2 separate regions of the Homo sapiens genome follow, and region 1 is linked to region 2. Evidence: chromatin loops called from intact Hi-C (ENCODE). Cell type or tissue: Caco-2. All regions are shown on one strand. Links, peaks and the distances in the headings refer to the core of each region. The heading gives the core; the rest is flanking DNA.

Region 1 (16,231 bases), core at 5,120-10,119, 50 kb after region 2:
TAGGGGGGTAGATTTTTGAAAGCTAGGACATTTCATTAGTGATAGCTTAATTTCAGCAAAAGGTAAAAGGAAAGGGATGAAATAACTATCTGGTCTGGGCCAAGTATAGTCCACCATTTTGTGCTAGAACATAGAAATGAAGACTCAGGCCAGATACCGGCCAAATCAATTGTTAAATAGGCCAAGCTTCAGCAAAGAGCAGAGCCAGCTGTCACCAATCATTCTTACATGTGCTTCAGATACACCAGAGGACAGGCAGAGAAGGGCAAAAGTCAGTCATATGCAGCCTGAGGCTGCATAGACACCTTTTGGGTTAAAAAGATGTCAAGGAGGACCATGAAGGTGACCCTTCATGATAGTCTGATGAAAATCTTAGAGGCAAGGAGGGAAAAAGTATCACTTAGGGGTCCTACAGCCACAGTGCTAATGTGCAGCTAGCTGTCTGAGGGATGACCCAGATCCACACATGGAAAGAGGGCTAGGAACTGGCTCTGGGATGGAAATGAGGCCTGATCCCCACCAGGCCTGATCCCAGAGACATCCGAGGTTCTTTTGAATCAAGAGACTCCACAGCAGGGTGGTTGACAGCCTGGACTCTGGAGCTAGACTACTAGGGCTTGAATATGAGCTCCACCATTCACTAGGTCTATCAACTTGAGCTACTCATTTAGTCTCTGTGCCTCAAATTCCCTATCTATAAATGAGAATTAGAAATATATATTAATAACTCATGGGATGTTGTGAGAAATAAATAAGTTAACATAAGAAAAATAATTCAAACAGTGTCCAGCACACAGAAAGTACTCAGTAGGTGTTATTATTGTTGTTGTTATTAAGGCCATTTCCTTCTCAAAAAGGGGAAGGAAAAAAATGGCAACCAGTGAACATACTATATTGAATCAAAAGCAGTCTGTGACTAGAAGAGTTGTCTTGGACTCAAAATCAGTATGCTGAATACAAAGTCAACATACAGTATACCACTTCTGTCTAATTTTTGTTTTGTTGTTGCCTTTCGGATCTCTTTGGAAAAGGCCAATCTTATCTGTAATAACAGCGAGTTTTTAAAAAGAAAAAAAAAGACTTCCTTCCATTTCAGCTAACGGAGTGAGAAGGTTAAAGCCTCCTCTGATAGTCAGGCTCAGTGTGATGATAATGATCCCAGCTGGATAAATCATGGAAAATTAGTGGGGCTGGGAAAATGGACACAGAAAGGACTGCCATTTCTTCTTGTCAAGAGTGGTTTCCTATAGCTTCATCTGAATTTTTTTTTAGCTTTCTTTAATTAAAGAAAATACAAAAGAGTCCAAAGAACTCACTCAAAATTTGACTCAAAAGATGCTTCCTCTAAAGTGCCAGACCCTGGGCTGGGGCTAATCAGGGTGACCCCCAGCACAGGGCAGTCTTGCTAATTCTATCAGGAGAGTACTCAGTTATGTTCCAGGTTATGTGGTTCTGGAGCCTGTGTTCTTATAAATATTCATCTGATCTACCTCTCTTATCATTCTTAGAGTTGAGAGGGACCTCAGAGATCATCTGGCCTGATATCCGCCCAACAAAGGCATTCGTTCCATAGCACTCATTCGTTTATCTTTCAAGTATCCATTGCATGTCAGGGTCACCACTGTGCTAGGCATTGGTTTAAAAAGACTGAGACAAAATTACTGCCCTGAGGAAGGTCACAGTCCAGCCAGATAGTGAGGATAGCAAAAAACTGATTATGGCACTGTGCTAACTACCATAATAGAGATATGACCAGAGTAACTAGGTGACTAGAAAAGGGGCATCCAATCCAAACCAAGGAGGCTACTGAGGGCTTCCTAGAGGAGGTATACTTGAGACAAGTGTTTGAAGGTGATAGGAGCTGGTCAGTTAAAGGAGTGAGAAGGATTAAGGAGACAGCATTGAGACTTGAGAGCATGGCATGCTCAGGAAAACTCCAGGACAACAGGAATACAAGATGGGATAGAGGGAACACAGGAGGGGTAAAAGGTAAAGCCAAACAAAGTAATGGGCAGGTCATAAAGGGTTTATATTATCAAGAGTTTGAACTTTATCCTGATGGGGAGCCATCTATAGGTTCCATAACCATTGGAGATCATGATGATGAGATTGCATTTGAGGGAAGCCACTGTTGTGGCAGCGTGAGGATAGATTTAAGACAATGACTGGAGTCAGGGAAAACAGAAGGATATTGCAGTATTCCAAGCAAGAGATAATGAGGCTCTGATCTAAGGCAGTGGCAATGGGGATGGAAGGAAAGAAACACACGAAAGAGGCAGAATCAATAAGACTTTGCAATATTGCAATAGACTCAATGATGAGGAAGAGCAAGAGAAGAATCAAGAATGACTCCCAAGTTTCTGGCTCAAGCAAGTGGGTGGTTGGTGGCCTTCACTGGTATAACGAATGCAGGAATAAGAGCACACCGGAAGGGGTGGGAGGTGATATAATAAACTTTGGACACACGGAGTTTAGGAACCCTCTGAAAATTGCAATAGAGGTGTCCACAGAGCCAATGGGTTTATAAATATCGAACCCAGGGGTGAAACCAGAGATGAGACATGGATTTGGAAGCCATGAGAGTAGGCGTGGCTGTTGAGACTGAGAGAGAGTCTAAATTGTTCAGGGAGTTTGTGTAAAGTGAGAAGAGAAGATCTGAGGAACAAATCCTGGGGAAAAGGGAAAAGAGTTTAATCAGGACCAGCCAGAAAGTCATAAGGAAACCAACAGAGCACGATGTCAAGGAAGGCTTGGAAAAAGAGGGCTTTAAAAGGCAGAAGTGGGTGACAGGATTAAATGCTTCAGAACAGTCAATTAAGACCTGTTAAGTGGCCAGGTGCGGTGGCGCACACCTGTAAATCCTAGCATTTTGGGAGGCCAAGGTGGGCAATCACCTGAGGTCAGGAGTTCAAGACCAGCCTGGCTAACATGGCAAAACTCTGCCTCTACTAAAAATACAAAAATTAGCTGAGTGTGGTGGCGGGCACCTGTAATCCCAGCTACTCAGGAGGTTGAGGCAGGAGAATCACTTGAACCCGGGAGGCAGAGGTTGCAGTGAGCCGAAATCGCGCCATTGCACTCCAGCCTGGGTGACAAGAGAGAAACTCTGTCTCAAAAAAAAAAAAAAAGAAAAAGAAAAAGAAAAAAAAAAGAGAACAATCTGTTCAGTGTCTTTTGGATTTAGCAATAAATAATACAGTTAGCAAATAAAAACCAGAGACTCCTGTTGGAGTCCCTGGTAAGATTAACCTCAGTGGGCCAGAGAGAACAAAAGCCAATGGCAGGGGTCGAGGGGAATGGAGGAGGTAAGGAAGTAGAGGCAGCAAATATAAACTCCTCTATCAAGAACTTGGACTACAAAGGGAAGGAGAAACAGAGGGGAAAGTAGAGTTCAGAGAAGCTGTTCTTGGTGGCTTGTATTTGTATTAATTTGTTTTTAAGATGGGAGAGGCTGGGCGCGGTGGCTCACGCCTGTAATCCCAGCACTTTGGGAGGCCAAGGCAGGTGGATCATTTGAGGTCAGGAGTTCGAGACCAGCCTGGCCAACATGGTGAAACCCCATCTCTACTGAAAATATAAAATTAGCAGGGTGTAGTGGCTCATGCTTTTGATCCCAGCTACTTGGAGGGCTGAGGCAGGAGAATCGCTTGAATCTGGGGGGCAGAGATTGCAGTGAGCCAAGGTTGTACCACCACACTCCAGCCTGGGTGACAGAGCGAGACTCTGTCTCAAAAAAAAAAAAAAAAAAAAAAAAGATGGGAGAGAGTTGAGGGTGTTTAATCCTAAGGAAAAAAGGTTGCCTGTATCGGAAAACCTCCAGTGGGACGAAGCACACTACATCACAAGGCACTTCACTCTGTTTTGGACAGCTCATAAAAATGCAACCCATGGTTAGAAGTTACACCTGAATTAAGCTAAAATTGGCTTCACTATACCTTTTATTCTTATTTCATCTATGGGAAGCCTTCAACTATCAAACTCATCACCCCTGCCTTCCATAAAACATTCTTTACTTAAAACAAAACATATCCAGTTACTTCAACTTCACAATCATGGTAGCCTTCCAACAATTGTGGTGTATTTTGTCAATATCTTTTTAAAAATATATTTTCCAGAATTAGGCGCAATTTTCCACATGTGATCTAAACAGTGACAGTATAATTATTATTTCTCTGGTTTAGATATTATATTTTAATTTATATTATCACTCAAAAGCCTTTAACATTCCTCTCTGCTCTAAGAATAAAGTCTATATCCTTGCATCTACAGGTCAAAGTTCTTGGGAGTTTATACACAAACTACACTTTTTGAACTTTTCTACAATGATTCACATTCTACCACATAGAACCCTTTGCTCTAACCTACTTAACTGATTTCATTTACAGTATCACAGATTTTTCCAGGAGATTCCAGGGAGCTTGAGGACTCCCACTATGACCATAGTTTTCCTTGACCAGAATTGAAATAATCTCAGAACAGCATTTTCCATATCTTCCATTTGATGGAGCAGACTATGGTCCTCTCCACTAACATGATGGCTCATTTCTGTGTTCCTCTTATCTTCATTTTGTTTCTGCATAAGGTTCTACCCTCAGGTTTGTAGATTTCATATAGATGTGAAGCATCCTGATACACTGTCACTCTTCCCATTAGAACAAGTCCTTTCAACAAAGAATCCTCTTCTATTGCCATTTTCTAGTTATGAGCTCAATATCCTGAGGTCTCAGGACTACCTATTATATTTATCTTCTTGTGTTAAAAGTTTAAGTGCACTACTTGTTACACATGCCTTTTGTTGGTTTATTTATAAAGAAGCCTAAAAATATTGTTTGCAACCTGTATTCTTGGTATTTTTTGAAACCTAAGGTTATCTAAGCACATTTTATTTATAACACTCTTTTTCTATGTCACCTATGTAAAGCCTGATATATCTGATTTTGGCTTCACTGGGTTAATTTTCTCCCTCAACTTTAAAATTCATTTAAATCTTTCTATATAGATCATCAAGGTTTCTGCCAATGTATATCCTTCCCAGTCCTTACAAGATGCACTCCATCCCTTGCCAGAAGCCCGTCATCCTGGCTCTGTAGAACACAGTCCAGAAAACTTTTTAAATACCATCTACATAGGCATGCATGTTTCTCAAAGCTTCCCTTCTTTGCTGTAGTTACTGCCATCACATGGAACGAGAGATAAAAACACCACCTGTGCTTTCAAATCTTTCAGTTTGTTACTCAGAACTTATGTCATTAGGAATAAAACCCCAATTTCTTCTGAATGTGCCATTTGTTCCCCAAAGGAAGCAGCAAATGTGGGTGACAGTTCATGGGGTTAATAAAAGGTTCATGGTAGGCTCTCTATAATATCTTGGATATTGGCTCCTGCCCTCTCCCAATTTTCTACATCATATCCACATAAAGTGACCTTCAAAACCCCTGACTGGAAGTTATCCACAAGATATAACATCTTTTTTCATCCTCAGTGTGATCACCAGATGGTCTCCCATCAGCTCATACCAGTAACTTCTCCCTAGTGCTCCAGGGAGGGAAAGTTCTGAATCCACCCCAACGGGAAACGTGTCATGCAAGATCCAAAGGGCAAGACTATCCTTTATTTCTCTGCTGCTTCACATTCCTCCACTTGCCCACTTCATGACATTAATTTTTCTGCATTTTCCTGGCTTTCTTCCTCACTATTTTTTTTTTCATTTGCCTAAGAATCTTTCATCCTTGTTAAGAAGCTAGAGTGTGAAAAAGCATCTATTTAAGCTCTCCCACCTTTTCCTTCTGCTTGCATTTGCAGCTGCTATAATTGGTCATCATCTCTGGCAAGAAGAGAAAGAAGGAACTTACTGTGAAGGTCACTGCATCACTGCATATTAACTGAATTGCCAGATGATGTAGCTTTCACTAGAAATGCCCCTTGAAAATCCTAAAGGAGCAAACATTATGCCTCTTTTCTTGTCACAGAATTTCTTAGAGGGTTAGAACATGTTTGATGCATTTTTTAAAATTAGATTTTGAGTTCCTCAAGACAGAAACTGTGGAACTCTAACTTTTCACAGTGCCCAACACAGAAACTTGATGGGAAATGAAAATTGATGAGGGCTATTGTCCAACTCTGAGGGCACAGACTTTCCATCTCTGTGGATTATCCTATTTTATTTTGCCCTTATTACTATGGTAGGTTTGCTGATTGTACTCAGAGTATCTTCGGTGGGCAAGGTCACTGATAAATCCACTAAAATGCCTTCCTTCTATTCTTACCTATTTTGAATGATTTTTTTTTATAGTTCCAGTTTTACTAAGTCAACAAAGTATCAAGATAGCACAATGCAGTTGCCTACAGAGTTCAGAACATTTGTCATCATTGATTCTTTCTCTTACCACTTGTTTGGATTATCCATTCATTCTGTTAATTCTTCTTTCATAATAGCTCTTATTTTTTATTGTTATACTTTCAGTTCTGGGGTACGTGTGCACAACGTGCAGGTTTGTTACATAGGTATACATGTGCCATGTTGGTTTGCTGCACCCACCAACCCGTCATTTATATTAGGTATTTCTCCTAATGCTATCCCTCCCTCAGCCCCCTACCCCACAACAGGCCCCAGTGTGTGATGTTCCCCTCCCTGTGTCCATGTGTTCTCATTGTTCAATTCCCACTTATGAGTGAGAACATGCGGTGTTTGGTTTTCTCTTCTTGTGTTACTTTGCTGAGAATGATGGTTTCCAGTTTCAGAATGATTTTTTTAAAGTGTGTTCAAGTTTGATAAAAAAAAAAACAAAACAAAAAAACCACAAGGGTTGGATAGAGAAACAAGTAACCAGAGATTACTGAATAAAGTACTTAATTGTGCCCATGTTTTTCTATTTCTTTAAGTCTTTCTTTAAATTGTCTGCTCTTTCAAAAATGTTACATTAATGCTACTTAATATGTCTAGCTGCTTAAATGTGATTTGGTGCTCTGAGGCTTTAGATAATATATATTTGAACATAAACGCTTGCTAATTTTTGACTAAATTAGCGTACAGAAAATCTGGCATTTCAGATAATGAGGCCATAAAGCAGAACACTAACAGAGTAGGCACAGCTGTTATGTAAACCACAGGCACTTGAATACTCGCCTACCTCATAATAGCAAATATCTCAGGACAATATAACAGTACTACATTCTATTCCACCACCTGGGCAGACATGGAAACATCTATCCCCTGACAGCCATCCTATTATGGGCAGGAACTCCATCTTACACTTGTTTATATTCTTGATGACACCTAATGTCTCTTAAAATATGTGTCTCTTAAAAACTACTCGGTGGCCTTAGCCATTTGGGGAGATTATAGGCAAACTGAGTCCATTAGTTGACTAAGGACCAGGAGAGGTTCCCGCCAGTGCCCGGGACTTCTATTTGAGCACGCACAACCTCAGCAGCTTAGACTAGAAAACTGTAGACACAGATTCCCTGGTGTATCCCTTCCTGGGCCTTCACTCTGAATGTTGGATTCCTCTCTAGGGAGGCTGTCATGACTGCAAAGCCTTTCCCCAGTCAGCTCAGCTTCTATGTCAGCCATTCAAAGAGTGCCATCTGCAGGATGAACTGAGGACTCAAATATTTAATTCATCTTCAAATGGCATTTGAAGAATTTGTTTAAAATTTGTTCAAGAGCTATTAAACACAAAAGTTAAAGTTTAATGAAGGATAATGGATTGCCACATAAATTCTTCAAAGATATCATTTACATCTATTTTAATAGCTGCCCTAAATGTCTTTACTACAAAGACTGACCACTGGTAAGAATCACAGATGCCTCCACTATCCCTAGGGTGGAAATGTATTTGTTCAGGGGCTTTACACTGCCTAACCCCTCCCCGTGGGTAGCCATTCCCTCTGTTGAGGGCTTGCTTTTCCTTGCAGAAGGACAAATTTCCAGGAGCTGTGACAGATGTAATAGCTGTCTTTCTGCTTTGATTCAAGACAATTTTTTGAACCTAAATACAGAGAATGGGTGCTCAGAATTCCTTTCTCATTATCAGCCTCAGGTAAAGGAATCCTAAATGATAAGGCTAAAAGAGGTCCCTTCACAGAATCATGATCCTTTAGAGTATTGCTTATAAGTTACCCCAGGCTCCTACCCCACAGCATATATAGCCTTCCTGAACACATCTCATAAACAGCAACCCAAACAAAGAACAAGAGTGTCCATGCTTTGGCTTTCTGTCATTGATCTTCTTACTCGAGAACTTTTCAGTTCCTGATTAAATCCACTCCTCTTCTCCCAGTGGCCATCATCTAATTGAGAGCAGAAACAAGAGAGAAAGAAGAACCCTTTCCTTCCTAGTTTACCCCTTTTTCACCACCTAAACATGGCAATCACGTTGTACAGAACAAAGCAGGTCTCAGACAGGCTGCTACTGACAGTCAACCTGCCTTCACTGTGGTCAGCATTGGTTTTCCTATGTGGACTAACAATCCCAGGATGCTGGGCCACTCAATCTCCCAGAGTGGTGATGAAGGAATAAGGCAGGATTAATTCCCCAACTACAAGATCCAGCTCTGGAGGCTAATTTCAGGGTAATGGGATGGCTCACAAACCCCAGGTAAAGTGCTCCCTTTGTAGCTCACATCTGCTTTTCTCCTTTTCAGAGCAAACATTCCTCCTAAAAGCATGAGCCTTTTGGAAGTTAGAACTCTGTCTTCTCTTTCAAAAAAAATACAGTCTTATCAGAAAGCAGAGTCAGGGAGATGTGGATTATGCCAGTGGATTACTCATTGGAAGGGCCAGAGGAAAGTTGTAATGGATGTCAATAAGGGTGGCAACATCCCCCACCCTCACTCCCTTTCTCTTTGTCCCACACTTCCCATAAGCAAATGGGCACCTAGAAATGAATTTTATGCCCACTTCCTATACCTCAATAAGGAGGGACAGCATGGAATTAGGATAAGAACATGACTGTGGAATCCAACAGACCTGGGTTTGAATCTCAGCAGAGCCCCTGACAAGCTGGATGACTTGGGCACATGGAAGAACTTTCTAAGCCTCAGTGTTGTCTTCTATAAAACAAGGCAAATACTACCTATCATTCAGGATTGGTATAAGACAAGATATATAATGGAAACATAAGCTCTCAAAAATGTGTCCATTCTTTCTTTAGCGTGAATTTAAATTCATGTGTCTTTGCCGCTGATGGAAAGGCATTGTCCCATGTGAAAGGAATATCAGGCATCAGTGAGAAGGTGGAGGAACAGTTGGGAAAAATGGGACTGGGATGGCCATGGGTCTTGAATGGTTGTAACAAAATGCAAAAACTGCGGCCTATAACCAAAACATGGGCCTATAACCAAGGTTGGCATTGCCTCTGAGGCTATATCAGGCAGAGGGCAAGGAAGATTGAGCTGGGTCAGGGCTATGGGTGGCTTTGGGGACGTCCTTTCTAAGTGAGGAATGCTGAGGCATAGGACAGCCCACAGGCAGAAGCCCCAAAGCTATGGGATGGCCCTATTCCAACAGACCACCCCACGTACTACAACCTCCACTCTCAGCAGTCAGGGGATACCTGTGGCCCTCTCCCATCCTTTGCCCCCTAACAGCCTAGAAAGGAATGACCCAGGACCAGATATTGTGGATCTGTGCTGCATCTTGTCCATCATAAGGTGCATTGGGACCTGTGTCTATTACATTGGCAAAGTCCACCTCATTCTGCAGAAGGTCCTCATTGGCTATGAGGCTTTCTTTTTTTTTTATTGTGGTAAAATATACACAATATAACACTTACAATTATAACCATTTTAAAGTGTATAATTTAGTGGTATTAAGTACATTCACAGTGTTGTGGTGCAAGCATCACCATCATCCATCTCTAGAACTCTTCATCTTGCAAAACTGAAACTCTGTTATCAATTAAACCAGGGGTGTCCAATCTTTTGGCTTCCCTGGGCCACATTGGAAGAAGTCTTGGGCCACACATAAAATATACTAATGATAGCTGATGAGCTAAAAAAAAATTGCAAAAAAAATCATAATGTTTTAAGAAAGTTTACCAATTTGTGTTGGGCCGTATTCAAAGCCATCATGGGCCACATACAGCCCGTGGGCAATGGGCTGGATAAGCTTGCATTAAACAATAGCTCCCCATTCCTCCCTTCCCCCAGCCTCTGACAACCACCATTCTACTTTCCATCTCCATGAATTTCACTACTCTAGGTATAAGTAGAATCATAAAATATTTGTCCTTTTTGTGACTGGCTTATTTCACTTAGTATAATGTCTTCAAGGTTCCTCCATGTTGTAGCGTATGTTAGAATTCCCTCCCTTTTTAAGGCTAAATAATATTCCATTATCTGAATAGAACACATTTTGTTTATCCATGCATCCGTCAATGGACATTGGAGTTGCTTCCACCTTTTGAATATTGTGAAAATGGGTGTATAAATATCTGTTTGACAGCTGGGCACGGTGGCTCACACCTGTAATCCCTGCACTTTGGGAGGCTGAGGTGGGTGGATCACTTGAGGTCAGGAGTTCGAGACCAGCCTGGCCAACGTGGTGAAACCCCATCTCTACTAAAAATACAAAAAATTAGCCGGGTGTGGTGGCAGGTGCCTGTAATCCCAGCTACTCAGTAGGCTAAGGCAGGAGAATCACCTGAACCCAGGAGGCAGAGGTTGCAGTGAGTCACGATCACATCACTGCACTCCAGCCTGGGCAACAGAGCGAGACTGTCTCAAAAAAAAATCTGTTTGAGTCCCTGCTTTCAATTATGTTAGGGAGACAGCCTGAAGTGGAATTGCTGGATCTATGGTACTTCTATTTTTAATTTTTGAGGACCCTCCACATTGTTTTCCACAGTGGCTGCACCATTTTACATTCTCATCAACAGTGCACAAGGGTTCTATATGAGGCTTTCTTTATCCCACAGGTTGGGTCCAATCCACCCATATTCCCTGGGCTCAGGTCGCCACTGACATGGTCTTTCTGCCTCCTATGAGGCCTCTCATTTTTCAGCATATGCTTGCAGCTCCCCTAGAGATGCAGTAATGCTCCATGACTTTCCTGTTCTTGCTTGGTTGTTGACATGCCATCTCTTTTTGCATCCATAGCACATAGTCTGTCTGGGGCTGGGAGCCTCCCTGGGTGAGGCCCAGGGCTCTGTACAATGCCCAAAGTAGGGCCCACATTGAGGGCTGTCTGCCTGGTGGGATCGAAGTCAGCTCTGGCTAAAGCAGTGATATGGCAAAACCTAGCTCTGTCATTCTCACTCCTTCAGCAGCACCCACCTCTCTGTCCCATATGGGCACCCTCCCTGCCTTACTCCTCATTATTTTGTTTTACATGGCAGCTAATCACGCCTGATAAAATAACTGGAGAGCAGTATTTCATCTCGAAAATGAAAATTTTCAGGACCCGTTTGGAAAACTCCCCAATGCAGAAATATAACAGAGTTAGGATAACATTTTTGAGGTGGAGGCTCTGAACAAAAACACTTTAAAACAATTATACTATTAGACAAATGGTCAGGGCCTGTCATACAACATCTTTGTATAAATTCAAAAACAGTGCCCTTTTTGGATCAGGTGTGCAGCTCAGCTAAAAGACTGAACATTATATAAATGGCAGTTTAAATATTGTACAAATCACACGAAGGCAGGTTCTCTGGGCACATTCAACCCTGTGAGCGCATGGCTGGTGAGCAGGTGCCACCTATTTCTCCAGGTCCTGGAAGGTATGTGGCTTTGTAAATAGAGCTGGGACTGATTTTTAGCTCTCACTCACTGGCAGTGACAATCATAAGCAGTAGCCCTGGGGTGATGAGGAATCTAATAATGTCATTCCCTCCTGCCAGCACCACCTCGTGGACAAGGCATTTTTAGATCACACCAGCAGGAAGATCTTTTTCAAAGACCATAAATGTGGGCATCTATTTTACCACTCACCTAGAATCCAAAAGAAGACAAAGGACTCCTTGCATCAGGCAGGAAGGCAGCCCAGCAGCCACAGGTTATCAACCCAGCATGCCTCACCAAACACCAAAGCCACAGCCCTGGTCTCCCTCATCTAGACACACACACACACACACACACACACACACACAGCTTCTCACCTGAGCCACCTCTTCAAAGTCATCATGCCTCCCTCATCTAGACACACACACACACACACACACACACACACACACACACACACACACAGCTTCTCACCTGAGCCACCTCTTCAAAGTCATCATGCCTCTTCTGCAGGGCCCGGGCTCGATGTAGGGACTTCCCAACTCCAGTGTGTTTGCTGAGAAAGGCCTCACCATGGTTTTCAATCCAGTCCAACACCTGGTCAAAGAAGGATAACAGCAACAATGACTTTCTAGCAGAAGGAAAGACATGTGACAACATGTGCAACTGCTAGAGTCCTAACCACCCCTATATCCCATCCCAGTTGTAAAGCAGCAGTTCAGGTGGAAATGGTCAATCTGCTGTGAGTCCATGGGATTTCATTACTGTCATTGGCAATATCATAGTCCCACCTTTACCTAAATTCAACTTATCCTTTTTGATCTCCATATTATCCTTCCATTACTTTTTCCATTTTCTTAGTTCATTATTTTAAACAAGTTACACAGACCATCAGGCACAGTTTAACCCCCTCACCACTTCTACCCAATCACATAAAGATATTGGCAGGAAATTAGGTAGTAGCAGTTTGGGCAGTATCTTGGCCCTCATTACTCATCCGTCACGCTGCCATAAGAACACAAACAGCAATGGTGACCAGTCATGGGGATCCTGCCTCATTGTGCTCCGGGGACTCCCCTTCCTAATCTTGAAAGCAAAGTCCAGGGTAGTCAGTCTCCAGTTGGATGCTCATGATATCTGACCACTAGGACAAGAGCCCCCTCTGGCTTCTTTCCATCTCCCTCCTCCAATCGATACCAACCAACCAACCAAACAAACAAATAAATTAAAGTGTTTGCATCCTAAGTCCTTTAATATCTGAGTCTCTTGGGAAGCAGTGGAGACTTCAGGTTCTTCCAGGCTAAAGATCTAGTGATTTGGCTTCAAGACAGTTTCCTTGATATTTAGAGACACTGGAACAGAGACCCCTGGGCAATAGAGGGGTGAGAGAGAGGGGATGCTAAGAAGGGTGGAAAATAAGTTTTCCTGAGGGGCACTTGAGAGGCAGGATGGAAATCCCTTAGTAAAAGCCTTGACGTGCAGGGAGGATGAAAGCCTTTAATACCCATTTTGCATTCTTGCAGATGGCCTAACAAAAATGTGTGTATCCCAGAGATCATCTTTTGATCTCTGAAGAGTTGGCGCTCAGTAAATCAGGTGACCACAATTAAATCAGAATTACAGTATAGACACACCTGTTATAGATCCTGCTAAAACTCAAGTGAGCCCACTCACTGCCTGCAATATTAACCATTAACTAAACATTTAATTAATGATGTACTAGCCTTTCCAGATTTTGGAAGCACTTACTGGAAAATGGTTTAGATGAACTAGGTCTATTTAAAAGGATGGTTTAACTCATTCCTGTGTCTCAAACGGATTGCCCTGCAGCAAACAGAGGTAAAACCAAATCATTCCATTGACTACAGGTATGGGAGTTCTCTGACATTTGGGATATTTAATATCTGCAGTGTGCAAGGTATGAACATTTTCAAAGTCTTTGGTGACAGGATCACAAAGCCCACATCGTGATTGTGCTAGTTCAGAGAAAGGTATATATGAATATAAAAATGAGGCTTAACAAATATCCACTTAATGAAGACAGGCGGAGTAATTGTCCATCATCATGAAGAAAAAAAGTTTTTTATAAATAAAAAATGAATTCATCTAAACATTATGGAGATTTTAAACACTTTATAATATATTCTGGCAATATACATATTTTAAGTATTCTGGAGGCACAACCCTAAAAAGAAATTGTGGTAGTGCTGGATTTTTACCTTTTGCAAACACTGAAAGGCAGCACTGAAAGGAACTTTACATGTTCATCTCTTAGAAGAGCCTGCGTTTCTCTAGAATTACTTACGGTGAAACTTCAACCAAAAAAAATCAGGAGAGTATATTTTTACTTGGCTTGCCACAATTAGATCTCACAATTCTGTACTGTAAAGGAGTTATGAGCTTCAGCATGCAAGGTCAAAGGTAAATACTTGTAGTCACAAAGTTTCCCATATATTAGGTGCGAAGTATAGTAAAGTTTTAGGATTTTAATGCATAAACTTTCATCAATCCCTTTTGAAAACAAATTGAGGTTTGATGATAATTTTTTGCATATAAAAGAACTACCAGTGGTCGTTTATGAATGTGTTGGAATTTATAACAGATTTTTCAGACTACAATTTTTTAAATTTAGTTTTGAGCACTTAAGTATGGCCTGCTTGTCTGGCAATGTTTTCATGAGTTTTGTTTTATCTCATTTTTTATCTCTAGCTTTAAGAAAATTGGTTATTCTGAAGCAAATTGGTTGAAGAGGAATATTTTTCATCTACTAGTTCACCCACATACAGTGTTTGCACTCCCCAGAAACGATTTCACAACTTCTAAATATTTTTTAAACGCAATTTGTTTCCTTTTTAAGTTACTTTGCTTTCTTTAAAATGTCAATTTATTTTTAGTGACACTTAGTTTTACTTAATTGGCTATGCCTTCATCACTTAAAAACCTATTTCTTTCATATTTGAGAAGCTTTTACTTCACTTTAACATAACTTTGATTGCTCTGTGATGCTCTGGTGCCATCATTTAGTCCAATTTCTACCATTAAAATTGAAGCTGTAGGGAAAATATGTGCAATTTCGACGAAAGTTCAGGAGCTATGCAGAAATCAATTTAACAAATCAAAAAGCAAATAATTTAGGGAGTTAACAAAATTACTTTAGTAATCCAGACTGAAAAAGTATTTGAGGCTAGATAAACATAGTTAATATATGAAGTATTGTTAAAGATTCTAATTTCTGACTATTTTGTTTCAGACAGTTCATTTAGAGCCATCATTGCATGATACACGTGTTTAGACCACATACTGTCTGGACCCTGATTCCATGTCGTCCAACCTCGGGAGTACAATCTGACTTTCCATGCAGATCCTGCGCAGCAGAGAAACATGTTCCTGAGCAGACATCAGCAGTGCCTGACAATTACATTACACGCTATAAATTTATGTGTGGCTTGAGATTCTGGATATTTGTCAGTTTCTAGTGCATTCCATTAAGATGAACAAGGTCCCAGAATCTGAACATCAATGGTTAAAGAATAAATTGACTTTCTAGTCAAATCCTGGACCCTACCTAAGTACAAGCACCCATCAAGGTACTCCTTATAATCTTATTCCTGAATAATTTCTCTTCATCTACAAGGCATATTTAAAATACTCAATTACCAATCATAGTCAGGATATACAGCATGATAGTCATTCATACCTATCGATGGCTCTGAATTGGTATTTGAGCATTTCCAGTTTTGGAGGTTTTATCTTTTTGTTTTTGTCAGGCAGCAGAGAAGCATGTGTGGGTATATAAGTATTCACATATTCGGACATTTATTTAATAGTCTTATTGTGCCACAGTGTCAGGCACTAGAGCAGCTCTGGAGGTGGGGGTGTAGCAGTAAACAAGGCAGGCATGGCCTGATGCTGAGAACTCAGTCTATAGGGGTAACAAGCACTAGACACTAAATCACACAATTCATCATTCATTGCAAAGGTGAAAAGTGTCAACAGCCAAACGCATCTTCTCTGGGGAGTCACGGAAGGTTTCTCAGGAGAAGTGAGGTTTAGCTGAGATCTGAGAGAGAGTAGGATTTAACCAAATTAGGAATTGAAAAGACCAGCATGGCTTGCATAGGGGATAAGTAGGAAATGGACCCTGAAAAGGCAGGAACAAGATTGTGGTGAGCCCTGGTGTGCTGAACGGGAGAATCCATTGTTCATCCTAAGAGCCACTGAAGGGCTGCAAGGAGGATAAAGACACTTTTCATTTTCAGTTATAAATTATTGCTCTGACTGACTAGGTGCAGTGGCTCATGCCTGTAATCCTGTCCCTTTGGGAGGCAGAGGCAGGTGGATTGCTTGAACCTAGGAATTTGAGACAAGCCTCTGTAACATGGCAAAACTCTGTCTCTACAAAAAATACAAAAAAAATTGCCAGGCGTGGTGGTGCACACCTGTAGTCCCAGCTACCCAAGAGGCTGAGGAGGGAGGATCCCCTGAGCCTAGGAGTTCCAGGCTGAAG
Region 2 (16,231 bases), core at 5,071-10,070:
GTTTAATGTATACTGGAATTTAAATTATTCTCTTTCCTAAGTATTTTCTGTTTCCTCAAGGAATGTTTTTTTCATTAGGTTCTTCCTCCCCACCTTCTTTCTGGGGCATAAGGCTGGAAGACAATAGAGGCTCATTTTTTAAAAAGAAAAATAGTTGTTTTCAAACCTTAAGTTGACCTTACTGCTAATGAACAAACCTAGCTTCCCAGGCTTACCCTGTGCTCTTGTTGTGAACCAGTCAGATGGTTTACTTGCTGATGCTGAGAGCAAGTTCTGCCCTCTCCAGCCTTCTTCACTAGCCTAATAGCCCTGAAACGCCCTTGTCCTTCCTCCCAATCTGCTTAAGCCCTGACCACCCTTCAGAGTAAACCCTCTGGCATGAAGAGCTTCACGACAACACCTAGACCCGAATATTTTTCTCTGGCTTATCTAATAACATGGGTCATGGGTTAGTTTGCTAATACAGAGAGACAAGACTGAAAAGAAAAGCCTGTGCCAGTGAGTGAATTTAGTGATTTAACTCCATCTGGAGAGAATTTGTTCAGGCTAGAAACTAGGGCCTGAAGCCAGTGAATGAAAGATGGAACACAAGGTTCCCAGAGGGCATTCCGCTTTCAGTCAACCTATTTTGCTTTCTCCTTCCACTCAGTTACTTCCACCTCAGTTCCCCACTTGCTCTAGTGGCCTCTGTCTCCCCCACTCTCCTGAATTAACTGCAGTTAGGAAATGATGACTTTTTTGACAGATACATTGGCAATATTTCTATTCTAACAATTGTCTACTCTAGAGACATCAATAAGGGAAATCAGAGAAAGTGCCAAAATAAAATTTAAAAAAGGGTAAGAGGCAGTGGGAAATGGAAAATGGGAAGCCTCACTTCAAAAAGAAGCCCAAGGTGTTCCTGCTAGATGAGATACACCAAATCCAGTATTCTGCCATCAAAATTTGCTTCATAGGAGTTGGTTTAGCAGTCACCTTGAGCTCTGCTTTCAGAGAGCTCTCTCCATTGGTTCCTCCTGTTTTCTTGGTCTTCCCCAGTATTTATGTGTAGAGAAAGCTATAGTCCCTCTTCCCCAGATGTTTTGAACTGTATCTGCCTGAATCAAAATTCACCTGCCCCTCCCTTTTTTTTTTCCCCACTTCCTATGGTCTACCCACTTCAACTCTTTATCACCTGCAACATTGGAAATCTCACTGTATAGTTCTTTCTTCAGATCAGTGTTTAGATGTTGGCAACAATGATGAAGATAGTATGATTGAAGAAGACATTTTACTTTGTATTGTGCATTTATTATGGGGCAGGCAATGTGTTAAGTGTTTGATCAACTTTATTTAATCCTCATAGCACTATAGGAGGAAATGAAAGCACAGAGAAGTCATATAGTTTCTCCCATGGTCTCAGAGCTGGTGGTGGTAGAGCTGAGCATTTAATGACCAAGTCCAATGCTCTTAACCATGGTGTTACAACAATAGGGCTGCTCCAAGAATTGATTTTGGGGGATATCTTTCTTTTTACTATTCTCACTTCAGAAAAGTGCCAGTTTTACCCTTCTTGTTTTCTTCTTCTTCTAAAACAAAAACAAAAACAAAACAAAAAACAAAACCCATAATTCAGTTTTCTTCACTTCACATGAGCCTTTTAAATTAATCATATTTTTTTTAGCAGACCAAGAAATTTTGTGTTTGTGGCCTTAGATAAATGCCAGGCATAATTTATCCTTGCAAGAAAACGCACTGCCTTCCTCCAGTATTTCTTTTCCTTTTTAAAAAAAAGTTTTGGCCAGGCACAGTGGCTCACGCCTGTAATCCCAGCACTTTGGGAGGCTGAGGCGGGCGGATCACGAGGTCAGGAGATCGAGCCCATCCTAGCTAACACGGTGAAACCCCGTCTCTACTAAAAATACAAAAAAAATAGCTGGGCGTGGTGGCGGGTGCCTCTAGTCCCAGCTACTCGGGAGGCTGAGGCAGGAGAATGGCGTGAACCTAGGTGGTGAGCCGAGATCGTGCCACTGCACTCCAGCCTGGGCAACAGAGCGAGATTCCGTCTCAAAATAAAAAATAAAAAAAAAATTTATGGAATGCTTCACGTATTTGTGCGTCAGGGCCCATGCTAATCTCTGTATCGTTTCAGTTTAGTGTATGTGCTGATGAAGTGAGCACAGTATAGTACATTTTTAAAGAGTTTAGTAATTTTTTTTAAACCGACTCTGCCAGATTGCTCAGTATAAAGGTAATATTAACCTATATAGAATTATCTGGTTATCCAGATGCCTTTGTCATGAATAGGAAACACATCTGCAATTTGGTATTGAGACTTAAATTGCAGCAGATAGAAATATGATCTGTTCCCAACACAGGCAGGGTCTCTGTAAGGCAAGAGCAAATGACTTTGGCTCCCACAGCAGGTTCTCTGCATAAACATTCAGGGATCTCCTAATATGACTCAGTAACAAATCAGAAGAGAAACAATGAGAAAGAATAAGAAGGGATGTTTAACTGCTTAAAACCTGGAAGCAAATATATATATATATATAAAAGAAAACATATTATGAATAATAATAACAATGCTGACTACTATGTATTAAGTGCTGATTAACTGTCAGGAGCTTTGCTAAACATATTATGTGTTAACTTATTAAATCCTCACAGTAACCCAATAGGCTGGGAAATATTATTTCGTTTCCATTTCTCAAATGAGGAAACCAAGGCTTCAAGGGCAATTTGCCTGGCTGGGTGCAGTGACTCACGCCTGTAATCCCAACACTTTCGCAGGTGGATCACCTGAGGTCAGGAGTTTGAGACCAGCCTGGCAAGCATGGTGAAACCCCATCTCTACTAAAAATACAAAAATTAGCTGGGCGTGGTGGCGCATACCTGTAATCCCAGCTACTCTGGAGGCTTGAACCCAGGAGAATCACTGGAACCCAGGAGGCGGAGATAGCAGTGAGCCGAGATCATGCCACTGCACTCCAGCTTGGGTGACAGAGTGAGACCCTGTCTCAAAAAAAAAAAAAAAAAGCAAAGCAACTTGCTTAAGGCCACACAATTAGTAAAGTTAGTAAAACAGGTTTCAAACCCAGGCAGTCTAACTCAAAATACTACACACTTGATCACGGCATTACTGTCTCTCAGCAAAGGTGATTATATACATTAATCAACACTACATATGTTGCATATGTTAAGATTCAATCTCATTCCAATTACCAGTAGGAAGAAAGGGTCCATGGCATTTCACTGTGATGGGATGCCATTGACATACCTGGGTTATCAATTGCAAAATGGCATCTTTCTGTTTTATGACATCATTATTTTTGTGAAGATGAGGAAAGTGGAAGACAAATATTCTCCACTGCCCTACAAATGCTGGCTGATAGGGAAAGACATATTGCAGCTGAAGAAACCACCTCATTGCATGGGAAGATCTATTTTATCTATAATTTTTGATATAGGTTACCACGATGAATAAAATAGCTAAAGTACCATGGTCATTTACTCTTCTTGTCCAATATAATGTTGAGTTCCTCTCTGCTAATCAATTCTTACAATGATAAGATTAGTGACTTCTAAAGCAGATTATTTTAAAGTTATCATAGCATTTCCCTGTTTTAGTAATATGTATAATCTCTCTGAAGAGTTAAAATATTTGTTTAAATAGCTAAAGACCTTTGGGAATATTGTAAGAAATTTCCAGAAAAGCAAAGGGACTTGGAAATAATGAAATCCAGTCAGTTTTTAATTTTTGGCAAAATAATGTGAGAACATATTGCAAAAATGCTGTAATTGATGAGTTCCAATGTTCAATTACTTAATTTCTATACCAATTGAATAATTTGGATAATTGGATTATTTTTATGGCCAATTTTATGTTCTTTTCTTCTCTATCATCATGATTAAAACTGAGATCCTTGGCCAGGTGTGGTGGCTCACGCCTGTAATCCCAGTACTTTGGGAGGCCGAGGCGGGCGGATCACGAGGTCAGGAGATCGAGGCCATCCTGGCTAACACAGTGAAACCTCATCTCTACTAAAAATACAAAAAAATTAGCCGGGTGTGGTGGTGGGCACCTGTAGTCCCAGCTACTCAGGAGGCTGAGGCAGGAGAATGGCGTGAACCCAGGAGGTGGAGCTTGCAGTGAGCCAAGATTGTGTCATTGCACTCCAGCCTGGCTGACAGAGCGAGACTCCGTCAAAAAAAAAAAAAAAAAAAAAAAAACCCTGAGGTCCTTGATATAATCACAACTGTCAATTAACAGGGTTGGGAGGGATCTTGGTCATTCCTTTTTATACTTGTGTCCATACCTTTGCCTTTTATCATTTTGAGATTTGTGGAACTCTATTCTCCTTTTAAAAGATCTCTCTTTTGTTGAAGAGCTCCTATAACGTATATTGCTCACTCATTCTAGAACCTAGTTATGCTTGAGTGTCAGAATGTTTTCTCCCCCTGTGTAAGCTGAACACCTTCTACTGCATCCTTACCAGAAAGGAGGAGCATATAGCATTTGAACCTTGATAATTTTACTTGAGTTCAGGTCCACAGCCCCAGACCCACCCCATTACAGAGTGATCTGAACATTTCCATCAGGGATTTTTGACAGTTCTACTGAAAACAGGTGACCTGCCAGAATACTAAAGCTGTGTGAAAAATCCTGATTTTTTTAAAAAAGGACGATAGTAGGGAAAACCTCCCAGTGATCCTGAAATTAATTTGTCAAAAAGTCTAGAAGAGACTATGAAATAAATATTTTGTGAGGATTAGGTTTACTTCATTGTATTCATTCTACATGTTCTTTCCAAAGGTTCTGGGGGTACTTAGAAAATGTGACAGTGATCACTAGGAAGAGTGCACAAAGATGACCTCAAATAGATCTTAGCTTCTTTCTTGATACAGTTGCAATGTTGGTGGATTTGGCATGTTACAAACGTGGAGAACAGCAAGGCCTTGCAGTCTCGAATGGTTTTTATGGAAGAAAAAGTGGCGAAATTGGACTCGATGATGGGCTCTTAGATGATCCACAGCTAACAGTGACTGTGCAGACTAATGGCTCTGTGTCCCCCAGATAAGAACCTGTAGTGATGCACCAGACAGCCCTGTCTTACCTGCCCAACTTTTCAAACAGCCACAACATTGATAGTAATAATAAATTAAATTTATATCTATTTTCACAGGCAGAAGAACTGTGCAAAAAAAAAAAAAAGAAAAAGACTAAATTTGAGTGACAAAATATAAAAGCTGACATTGAAGTTTTTTTTTTTTAAGTCAGTGTACTGGAAGCCCATACTTTCAAATGACAACCAGGAGCTTTTAAGCAAGCAAAGACTAGACAAGACAGGTGATGAAGTCATTAAAAAGGTACCTATCTCCTGGGCTGCACCAGAGCCAGTACTCTGAAGAGGACACATCCAAGCCTATATGTGAGCCAGGCTCCATTCAGCAGACAGTGACCAAGACAGTCAGTGACTAGAGACCATGTCCTATCCAGAAAGAGGTGAATAAAATAGAGGATATATACCATAGAGGGCTGACACTAAGGAGAAATCATTATAACATTTTTAGAGTCACCGGGACTGCAGAAATAACTCATACAAGCTCACCATTTTTCAGATAAAGGAAAAGAGGCCTATGATAAACATTTTCAATTATTTTTAAGGCTCCCAAATAAGAGGGAGCAGACTAGTTCTCTCTTTTTTTTTTTTTTTTCCAGAGAGCAGAACAAAGACCCAAGTGTAAAAGGTGGAGATTTTGGTTCAACACAATAGTGAGATGATGAGCTCCCTCCTTTCTTCTCCCTTCCCTGCTAAGCCCCTTTCTGGGCTCTGGAGATATTCTGGTAGAGGCTGGATGGCATCATCCAAGGATGCCAAATCCTAGCCACCAACTTTTGCCTGCCCTCAGGTGTAACCTCATTGGGAAACCCTCTATGAACATCCTGACTGGGCTAAGCATCTGCCTCTTCCAGTGTTCTCTGCAAACTAGGAGCCTCTATCATAGAATTCTTAAATTGTATGATGATTCTCTGTTTCTGTGTCTCCCTGTTATGTCCTCAATGTCCAACATAGTTTTTGCTACATAAGGAGGTGCTCACCAAATGTTTACTGAGTTGAATTTCTATATAGGTAAAAGGCTGACCGAATGGTCTCTTTCTAATATAAAATGCTAAGGGCCTCTGTGTGCAACTAATTGAAGAGTTGAGACCACCAGTAAGTTATAATCAGCTTATCTTCTCTAGGCAGAAGTTTCTTCCTTGAATGCCATTTCTCCCCAGCCTTAGCCTGGCCCCTATTTGTTTTACATGAACCCCATAGATTTAGAATTGATATATCATTCCCTACTCAAATAAACTTTCAGGTGCATTAAGCATACCTCGCTTGCAATTACACAGTTAGAGATTTAAAAGAAAAACCATAAAGGTGGCCCATATTTTCAGAAAGTCCCTTGTCTAGAATATCCTTCTTAGTGTCATTTCTAAGGCTTTCCAACATAAGTATGCCCATCTCAGAAAATGCCCCAAATTATCCAATGATGGTAGAAAAACTATCTTGATATAAATATGCATATATGTGTATATATATTATATTGTGCACATATATTTTATCAAGCCAATACAAAGTATATAAAATTTCCCAGGATTTTCATTAGTAGACTGGTGCTGGAGTCTCACTCTGACCACATGGCAGATGGCTTTGTGTAGTGCACGAAAAAGAGAGCTCCTCGGGGAAGGGGGGAAGGTAGGAGTGTCACAACTCAGTGGCTGACTGTGGCTCATTTGTTCATTGCTTTCAGCACATTTCAAATTATTGCTTTTTTTCATGTGTCCAGTTAAATAGATTTATCTACTATCTAGTTTTAACTAAACTAACCTTCACAAAAAGACACGTGGTTTAACGAGTTTCCTGCAAAGAAACTGCAGTTTGAAGATAATACCAATCATGAAAGCACAAGAGAACTTTGAATTCTCTGTCAGCCACATTATGGGGTAAGGCAACAATGACAATCTAATCTGATCTCTCAAGAAACCAGGCAAAAAATAATTGGAAATTATCAGAAGACTATTTGAAATATGGAACCCACAATTTCTAATGAAAAAACTAAACCTCTCCCAAAGAGCATGTTGAATTTTGAAATTATTAGGCAGTGACCGAACGTTTTTATAACTTAAAAATGAATAAATATTTATATGTAGGGGGTTGCAAGTTCAAAAAAATTGAGAAGGCACACAATCAAAAATGTTTGGAGACCACTGGCCTATTCTTGCTTCTAAAAATATTTTTCATTTCTTTCTGATTATCCTAATTGTATAAAACTTGGAAATGCAAGAAAGCATCAAAAATAAGAAAAAAAATCACCTGTATTCTTACCATCACAAAATAAACATTTGTATTTGGTGAAATGTCTCTTCTATCATAACTAGTTTATATAAAATGTCTTTCATAGAAGGAGGCTGAACCTAAAGGAAAAAAACGTTATAGAACATCATGTTCCACTATAGGTCACTTTGGTCTCCATGGAGTCCAAGAAGGTATACCAGGAATCCAGCTATGGGCCTGGTTTTGAACATCTGACTAACAAATTTAGGATGTTTCACTTTATGTGGGCATGCCCTATGATCTCATTCCAGGTTATAATGTGAGTACCATTATTATTGAGTACAAAGAGATTGGTGCAGCAGCTCATGTGCTATCCTAATGATTACATTAACTGGCTCATCTGGGCCCTCAGTGATATGGCTAAGGAGTCATGTTTAGATTCCTCAGATGCAGGGTAGCAGTCCTCCTCCAGTGTTCAGTAATCCTGAGGAATTTGGAGCATGTCTATCAAATGCCTTCCTTTAGGAAGGAAACCACACTGTAGGTCCTGTAATCACAGACCCTGCCCTGGCTTATGTCAGCATAAACACGCCTCTCGTTACAGAAACCACCCTCAGTTTCACACCAGAAGCTTCTCTAAAAGTTTGTTCTTCATCCCCACAGTGAGACATAGCTGGTATTTGAATAATCTCAACACCCTCAAAAATAACTTCTGACAATCTGACTTGAAGCAGAACTTTTCTATAGGTTTGGCAGGATTTCCAGTTCTAAGATTAGATGTAGCATTCTCCCCAAGCTTTTGGGCCTCCCCCACAAGACAAGGGAATAAGACCCCTTGTAAAATCCGGACGTTATAGCCTACACCAGAGGATGCAGGATCCTATCATGATTTTTCTCTCCCTCATTTTATGAGGCCCTCACACTCTTGCTCTCCTGCATACCAGGTTGTCCAGTACTTAGGGTGGGACGAGGAATTTTTATACATACAAAGGCTAAAGAATGCAAATCCAATAATTTATTTGTTTATTTTTTATTTTTTTCTGAGACAGGGTCTCACTCTGTCATCTAGGCTGGAGTGCAGTGGTGTGATCACAGCTCACTGCAACCTCCGCCTCCTGGGCTCAAGTGATCCTACCATCTTAGCCTCCTGAGTAGCTGGGACCATGGGTGCTCACCACCACACTCGGTTTTTGTTTATATTTTTGGTGGAGATGGAGTTTCACCACGTTGCCCAGGCTGGTCTTGAGCTCCTGAGTTCAAGTGATCTGCCAGCCTCAGCCTCCCAAAGTGCTGGGATTATAGGCGTGAGCCACCACCCTTGGCTCCATAATTTAAGTGTCAAGTTCCTCTCTCGTAACCTTTAAGCCAGATCCAATTTTAATGCATGTGATTTAAACCCACATTTTTTAAAGGATATTTTCTCCATATGCTTTGGATTGTTTTTTAGGAGTGGAACTTGATTTGCCTACAATCGATGCTAGTAAAGACACACTTGCGATGCCCCCAGCTGATGTGAGGGGTGTAGTCGATGTCAAAGTGAAGCTAACTGACCCATTCCAGCGCTGAACCAGCAACCCTGACTTCCAGGTCACAGCTATCTTTTCAAATAAAACTTAATCCAAACCCTCAGATTGTTTCCTCCCCCTTAAGCATGTTTTGAAGCAGACCTGGAATGACAGGAGAGTAAATAAGAAGTACAACAGCAAAACCACCACACCTGCTAACATAATTTCTCCATGGATATATTCTCTCCCAGTGGGCAAAATGGAGCTGAGGAATGATTGCAGGAATGCCTTGGGCTACTTTAATCAACTTAGCCTGTATTTATTTTTGTACATCTCAATCCATATTACTAAAGAATAATGACCCATACCCTCTCTTTTATCTCTTTATTACCTTGTTACCCTGCCTTTACAATGTTCACTACATACACTCTTCACTACATGTCAATATTTTTATTTTCCCACTGGCATTTTTATTGTTTTTCAAAATGTGTGTTGATACTACTTGCCACCTGAAATCCTGACAGTACATTCAAAATAAATAATAAATATAAATAAATTCTCCTAAGGTTATGAAATCAGTTGGAAGGATAGTTAAGGTCTAGATTTAAAGGCTTAACTTCTCCTTTGTTCCAGGACCTGTCCAGAAAGCACCTTTTAGAACATGAAGTCTTTAAGCAAGAAATTACAAGTTCTCCCAAGGAGGCAGGAGTACAGATGTGCTTGTAAGAGAGTAGGGGATAGAAAGATGAGTACCTTTATGATTGCTTTTCTTTTACATTTCAGATTCTCAATATGAACATTTTTGGACCTAGGATTAAAGCAAAGGGTAGCTGTTCCCAAGATAGTCTCTTGTACTGAGTTGGATTAGGATGGGATATTGGAGCTTTCGATATATTAAAAAAAAAATTCCTTCTAAAGCTGTTCCATTGAAGTTTCCGCAGATATTATTGGGAAGCTCACCAAACCCAGAAGCCCTAACTCCAGAGAGATGGTTGGAATGGAAAACAAAGTTAAGAAATGGTGGGTGGAAAGTTGGCTTTTCCCCCTACCATACCAGCCAGGAGCAAACAGAAGACATGCCTTTAATTTAACCCTTTGCTATCCCTGAAAAGGAAAAAGTGCCTTATGTTGGATATTCCTTATACCACAGAAACCCTATTGGCCTGGCTTTAGTTATGGTTTCAAAGCAGAAAATATTAAAAGGGGGAAATTATGTGAAGGAAGACATTACTAATTGGTATGAGAAAGGGGACATAAATTTACCAGAATATGTGATTCCAACCTTCCAAAAATAAACTGAGGAGTTTATGAGATGAACTAACAAATGGTCTTAGCACAGGCTTACTTTCTTAATAGGTAGAAATCAAACTGCGGATACAGGTTCCCCTTCCTGTGGCGCTTGGCTTCTTAACTGCTGTGTGATTGAATCTAACGCATGATTTATATTATCAGCTCTAAGGAGGCCACCTAATTTTAACATCTATCCATTCATAAAGCTGTGAAATTCAATGACTCTACTCCAATCAGCAAACTACCAGCTCCATGGATGGTATTTCAGGAAAATGCCAAGTAAGAGTCTAACGGATAGCAATAAAAAACTTCTTGGCTAGGCACAGTGGCTCATGCCTGTAATCCCAGCACTTTGGAAGGCTGAGGCAGGCGGATCACCTGAGGTCAGGAGTTCGAGACCAGCCTGACCAACGTGGTGAAACCCTATCTCTACTAAAAATACAAAATTAGCCAGGTGTGGTGGCGCATGCCTGTAATCCCAGCTATTCGGGAGGCTGAGGCAGAAGAATCGCTTGAACCCGAGAGGTGGAGCTTGCAGTGAGCCCAGATCGCGCCAATGCACTTCAGCCTGGGCAACAGAGCGAGACTCCTTCTCAACAGAACAAAACAAAACAAAACAAAACGAACAAAAACAAACAAAAAAAACTTCTCAAGAAAGTAATCTACAGACAGAAAGTAAAATAGAGGGGCTCTGCTCGGCAGTAGGGGATGAGAGGGACTGGAAGGAATATGCCATGGTGGACTGGGAATTTCTTGGGTTCTAAAAATGCATGCTGGATGCTCTAATTTCCTTAGGCTACTGCCCTGCCCCTGGGGCAGTGCCCTTGGCCAGGAAGCACTTCTTGGCCCCTCTCCACCTCCCCTCCTGGCCCCCTGCTACCTCGATGGTGTACTGCTCAAAGATGCGCAGTTGCAGGAAGATGTCCAGCTTGATCTTCCGCTCGTGGAACAGCTCCTCCATCTGCACCTGGGCATCATCAAGCTGCTGCAGGACCGACTCGATGTGGCTGATGGAGCTGCTGTGGGGTGTTTTGTTGTTGGACACAGCCGAGTCCCTGTGGCAGAGTGGGGAGAAAAAAGGGAGGGAGAGGCCTTTCCATGTTAAAAGTGACAGAGGAGGAGGGGGATCTTCCTCATCTGAGCAAGGTGGATGTGAATCAGTTGAGTCATTCAATCAACAGACATTTATCAAACTCCTGCTGTGAGCCTGATGCTCTCTGCTTAATGAGTGAACCAAAGCTACATGCATCCTTTTTTGGGTTCACAAGTCTATTTCCAAGACTAGTTGTTCTCCTACTCCTCAAGCAGGATTGTGAAAGAAATAAGATGAAATAATGCATGAGAAAGGACTCTACAAGGCATAAAATATTAGAGAAATGGAATGGTTCCACACATATATGTAGTCTAATATGTATAGTTCCAACACACACACACATAAATCTATCACAATACGTACAGACAAACATACTAAAGGCATATTTTAAAAAAAATCTTCCTAGTTTTACTTCACAGACTCTTTGTTAAAACAGATGATGTCATGGTTGCCAAAATTGTAAGTATGCTCTTTATAAAGCTATGCTAAAGTTATGGGCTGGTGTTATTATACTAAACAGGCTCAGGCTATACTTAGGAAAGCATAGGATCTGGAGCCTGCAAACCTGAATTAGGTCTCTGCTCTGATACATTTAGGCTGGTGGCCCTGGGAAATCACCTCTCTGAGCCTCAGCTGCCTTATCTGTCAAGTGGACTTAATAATTTCTGCCCTGCTCACTTCACAGTTTGCTGTTAAATAAGAGTGCACATGAACTAAGACCAGTAACATGTATGGATAATTATTAATCCTGAAAGGACACAAGTGAAGTGTCAAGTGCTGATCAGGAGAGTAAAGGCTAGATCCTAAGAAGCTGGGACAACCAACAAAGGCTGCAAACAGTTTTGATTTGGGGGTTTGAAGAAATGGAGAAACACAGTCAAGTAATAGGAGGGGGTGCAGCCTCCTCTGAGCAGGCAGAGTCTATACAAACGTAGTAGGGAGAGGTGATGCCTTATAGAGGGAAGCCGAGAGATAAACAGATTGATTTGCTTAGCAAAATGAGGTGGTGATAACTATAATGGGAAAATGATGGTGGCTAAGAAGTTTAGATTCCATAGGGCCTTGAGTAAGCTAGAGCCCTAAAACTTGAAATAAACTGGCACATTCATTATCTTGTGACATCTTAGCTTCTCATACAATTTAAGGAGTCAAAGGACAAGGGGAAAATCATTTACTTCCAATCATCTCATCAGCAGGCTTTCTGAAAGCCATGTTCTTTTAGCCTGTGTTTGTCTCAGAAGCAATGGTATTTGAGTTCATTCTGTTTCTGAGGATGGCGTAAGGCTAATTTGTCAAGCACCCTTCCGTCTACCGGTCACAGGGCTCCCTATTCCTGCCTCCTCACCCTGGCCTGTTTGTTGTGATACAGGCACAATTTCTACTCCCACAACTGCACGGACATCCCCAGGCATGAAAATAACATGAGATGTACTCAGTGCTATCTGTTATGTATTTGTTGAGGGCTTTGCTGCTGGGAGGATGTGATTATTCTCTTGGACTTCTCCTCTCAGTCTTTCTCCATCACAAATTTTCCAGAAGGAAAGGAAAGATTTTGGACCATTTTATGCAGCACTATGTCAGTGTCACACTCACTAGGAATCACAGAGATGATGCAAAAGCTCCCTTAGGTGCTCTAGTAACAAGTGTCAGAAAGATCAGGAAGACATAGGGAAGATGTTTCTGGTGTGTGTGAGGCATCCTGTCAATGTCCACTAAGCACCATTTACTTCTTTTTCTCTTTGACATGCCTTGATGTCAGGGAGGGGAGCCTAGGCTAGAGTCAGGTTACTGGCATAATGAATGGTCGCCAGTGGCTCTTGGTCATATGCCTACGGTACTCTCTGAAACCCATGGAATTTAATCTTGCAGAGCAGGCATCACCCACATTGTTGCCTTTGCCATCATCAAGTAGCCTTATGCCCTTAGGCATTGTGCAGGTTTACAGTTGTTAAGAACAAGTGGCATCTCCGTAGGCCTAGCCCCACAGAAAGTGAAGCCAGCCAAGCCTGTGAAAAGTTTTTGAATAGATAACACAAAGCCATCACAAAATTCTAGAGCTGCCAGAGCTCCTAGAGTGAACCCCTTAATTACACAGACGAAGCAGCTGAGGCCCAGAGAGGTTAAATGACTGTCCACTATTAGGAATTCTCTTCGGAAGCAAATGACAGTGGAGTTTCCTAGGGAGGCACACAAAGCTGTCATGTATTATATATTCATGAAGATAATTAGGGGAAGAAGGAAAAGAGGCTGTCTTGTTAGCATGCAATAGGAGGATTTGGAGCATCTCATGTGCATATTTGGAATAGAAATTATTAATTTCCAACAGAAAAACATGCCAGGGCCTTCTAAAGGTAATTTCTCATTGTTTATTTAATTGGACAACTGGTATGGGTGAAAAAAACCCTCTCCAATTGACGTAATTCCCTCAGGCCCTAGGGATAGCCTGGGACTTGCTGATGAGATTATTTCTGTCCAGAGCTGGCAGAGGTCCCAGCACTCAGTGATTTTGGGATAGGAAAAAGTCCCTGTGGGCAAGCATCATTAGCACAATCAAATCCTATTTATACAGCACCTAGGCATGGGGTTGGTTGCTGAGGGCTTGCTTAAGGCCTCATGACACTTTATCTAAGGAGCCAGTGTCCTTGACAGGGGCAGAGAACTAGATATTGATGCCAATAGAAAGGAGGCAATGGCCTGGGTAATTCTAAACAAATGAAAAATTTTAGACAGGATTTGTCTCCTTAGTTATGTTTGTTTAGGTTGATGCAGAAGGAGTTTTATTTTCTGGGCAGCAAGGAATGGTAAAAGGTCATAATTGGGTAACAGGGAACTGGTAGGACACCACCACACTTTTTTTATGTCTTCATGGGTCCAAAGTCAAACATCAGCAAAATGATCTGATTTTGCTGACTGGGGCACTGGAGGTCAGAGTTCAGCCTAAGACCAGATGTTAAATAACACTATGTTCCATAATGTCTATTTCTCTGCATGAGCAAATATGCCCTAATTCTTAATTATTTTTTACTTTTGTTTTTTTTGTCTTTTGTTAATTTTTGTTGTATTTATGTTACTTACTGATGGCTGAATAACATCCTGAATGATAAATAATTCTTTGAAACATTAAAGCTTTTCCATTTACTATTTTATTCTAGATTCAAGTTGAGTATGGTGCAGGCATTTTTACATCTTACAGATAAAGAAACCGAAGCTCACACAAGACCACAAAGCAAGATTTTGCTGAGTCAAGACTGGGACAGGACTTATCTCACGTCTAGCCCGAGGCATTTCCCACTGGAAAGCTCTGCCCATGCTGACCTGGCCTCGCTGGGCTCCCCGAGGGAGGGAGGCGCTGACCTGAGCTGCTGGATAAGGTCTTCGCCTTCCTTGATGACATTGAGTGTGGCATCTAGAGTGGCGGTCTGCTGCTGCTGGAACTGCTTGATCAGTTCCTGGACTGCATCCACAGAATCTGCACAGACATCCTCCAACATCTCCTTCTGAAGGTCTTCCATCCATGTCCACAACTGTAGAGAGAGAGCAGAGATTCCACTCAGGGAAGATGGGAGAGGCCAGGGCTGGGGTGAGGGCAAGGAAGCTAGACTGGAATCACCCAACTTACTCTCAACCAGTCAGTGCCATTCTCATCAGCACAACTATGGGTCAGTTTGTGTTTTTACATTTATATTCATCACCAGTCTTTGCTAAGTTTACTCCATTGGTGTTGACAGTCCCTAAAGACAGGAATCACCCCTGGCTTAACTTCCCTGTGGTCAGGGAAACCTACAGGTATGATCTTAGAGCAAGGAGATCAGTCATCTTTGAGACACCACTAGGAAGAACAGGAGACTAGAATGAACGAATATTATTTCATCTTTCAGAAAGGAGGAAAGGGAGTAATGTACTCTGTGCACATTGATTCCTAGAAATGTATCATAATATTGCAAATACACAAAGAATGTGGTGGTCAATAAGAACTAAATGCACATTAACTGAGCATAACCTGTACATATTCCATACTATTTTGTTCTTTTTAAAATTGCTAAATTGGTTAGAAAGCTGAATGCTAAAGATGTGGCTTATCTTAATTTCAATAAATATATGAGACATTTTCCCATAATATTCAAGATGATAAAATGCAACTAGGTATTACTGGCCAGACAACTTTAAAAGAGCAAAGTATAGTGTTTTGAACAAAATAAGCACTGGAAATGATGAGGAGTTAAAACTGAATTACTGAAAAATCATTTATTGATAGCTTTTCCTCATCATACTGAATACAGGTCTCCAGTGGCCTGCCAGAGAGCTCACTTTTGACTACTTTGAGAATTTTCATAAATGAGAGAGGGGAAGATGAGTCTGGTGTTTGCTTTGAAACCAGGAGTGTTCACCTGACTAGCAGGAAAGATAAGCTCAGGGCTCTACCAGGAAAAAAGCCAGTAGAGAGAGAAAATTGATAGATGGAGTCAGAAGATGCAGATTTTGGCTTCTGTTCCTCCCGTTACTCATGGTGCCTTTGCACAAATCACTATACCCTTCCATCTCCATGACATCATGTGTAAAGTAGGTTGGGGAAAGCACAAAATAAATTGGTTAGTTTCCATCTGATTCTAACATCTTGAAGTCTTCCCTGTTAAAAACATAGGTAAATGTCTACCTCAAGAATATTATTTCATCGAGTTGGTTCTCAGTATGGTAAATTACAATATGGCCTTTTCAATAAGGGAAGATTAAAAAAATATAGAGAGACAAAAATAGTCTTCAAGATTTTGGACAAGTTATTCTTTGTTCCTTAGATAGAGAAGCCCTAGATGCGGCAGAAGAGATTAACAGGAAGATTAATAAGCTTTGGAGGCCATGAATAAGAAAGTGTAAAGAATGTCCTTTTTGTACAGGTGAGTAACCTCCTGAGCCTTAGTTTCCTTATCTACAAAATAGGAATAATAAGATTTGCCCTGCTCACTTCAAAGACTGTGAGGACTGAACTATTTTCTTATTATTAATGCTTTAGATAAATTTATGGCAGTATTAATAAGCCTACA

What was found. A loop is a pair of places that touch in the nucleus more often than their neighbours do. Peaks named below come from ENCODE experiments on the same cell type or tissue, not always from the same donor. Only the 100,000 strongest peaks of a DNase experiment are listed, where the experiment ranks them.
Region 1: a loop joins it to region 2, with 2.3 times the contacts of the local background. A loop is called at or near these places in 4 of 110 quality-filtered maps.

The regions. Positions count from the first base shown.
Region 1 is chr3:124,343,233-124,359,463 of GRCh38, reverse strand. KALRN (kalirin RhoGEF kinase) reads right to left here. Exons shown (of 60, transcript NM_001388419.1): 10 at 12,199-12,321. Among named protein-coding and RNA genes, the nearest start is that of MIR6083, 23 kb to the left of the region's middle. In Caco-2, for the core only: a CTCF peak has its summit at 7,605 (motif pointing left); a DNase peak (open chromatin) is centred at 7,543.
Region 2 is chr3:124,393,620-124,409,850 of GRCh38, reverse strand. It overlaps KALRN (kalirin RhoGEF kinase), which reads right to left. Exons shown (of 60, transcript NM_001388419.1): 12 at 14,508-14,716; 13 at 10,980-11,154. It also overlaps the pseudogene RNU6-143P. Among named protein-coding and RNA genes, the nearest start is that of MIR6083, 27 kb to the right of the region's middle. RefSeq lists an enhancer at 1-273. In Caco-2, for the core only: no CTCF peak of the experiment used is centred there; a DNase peak (open chromatin) is centred at 7,810.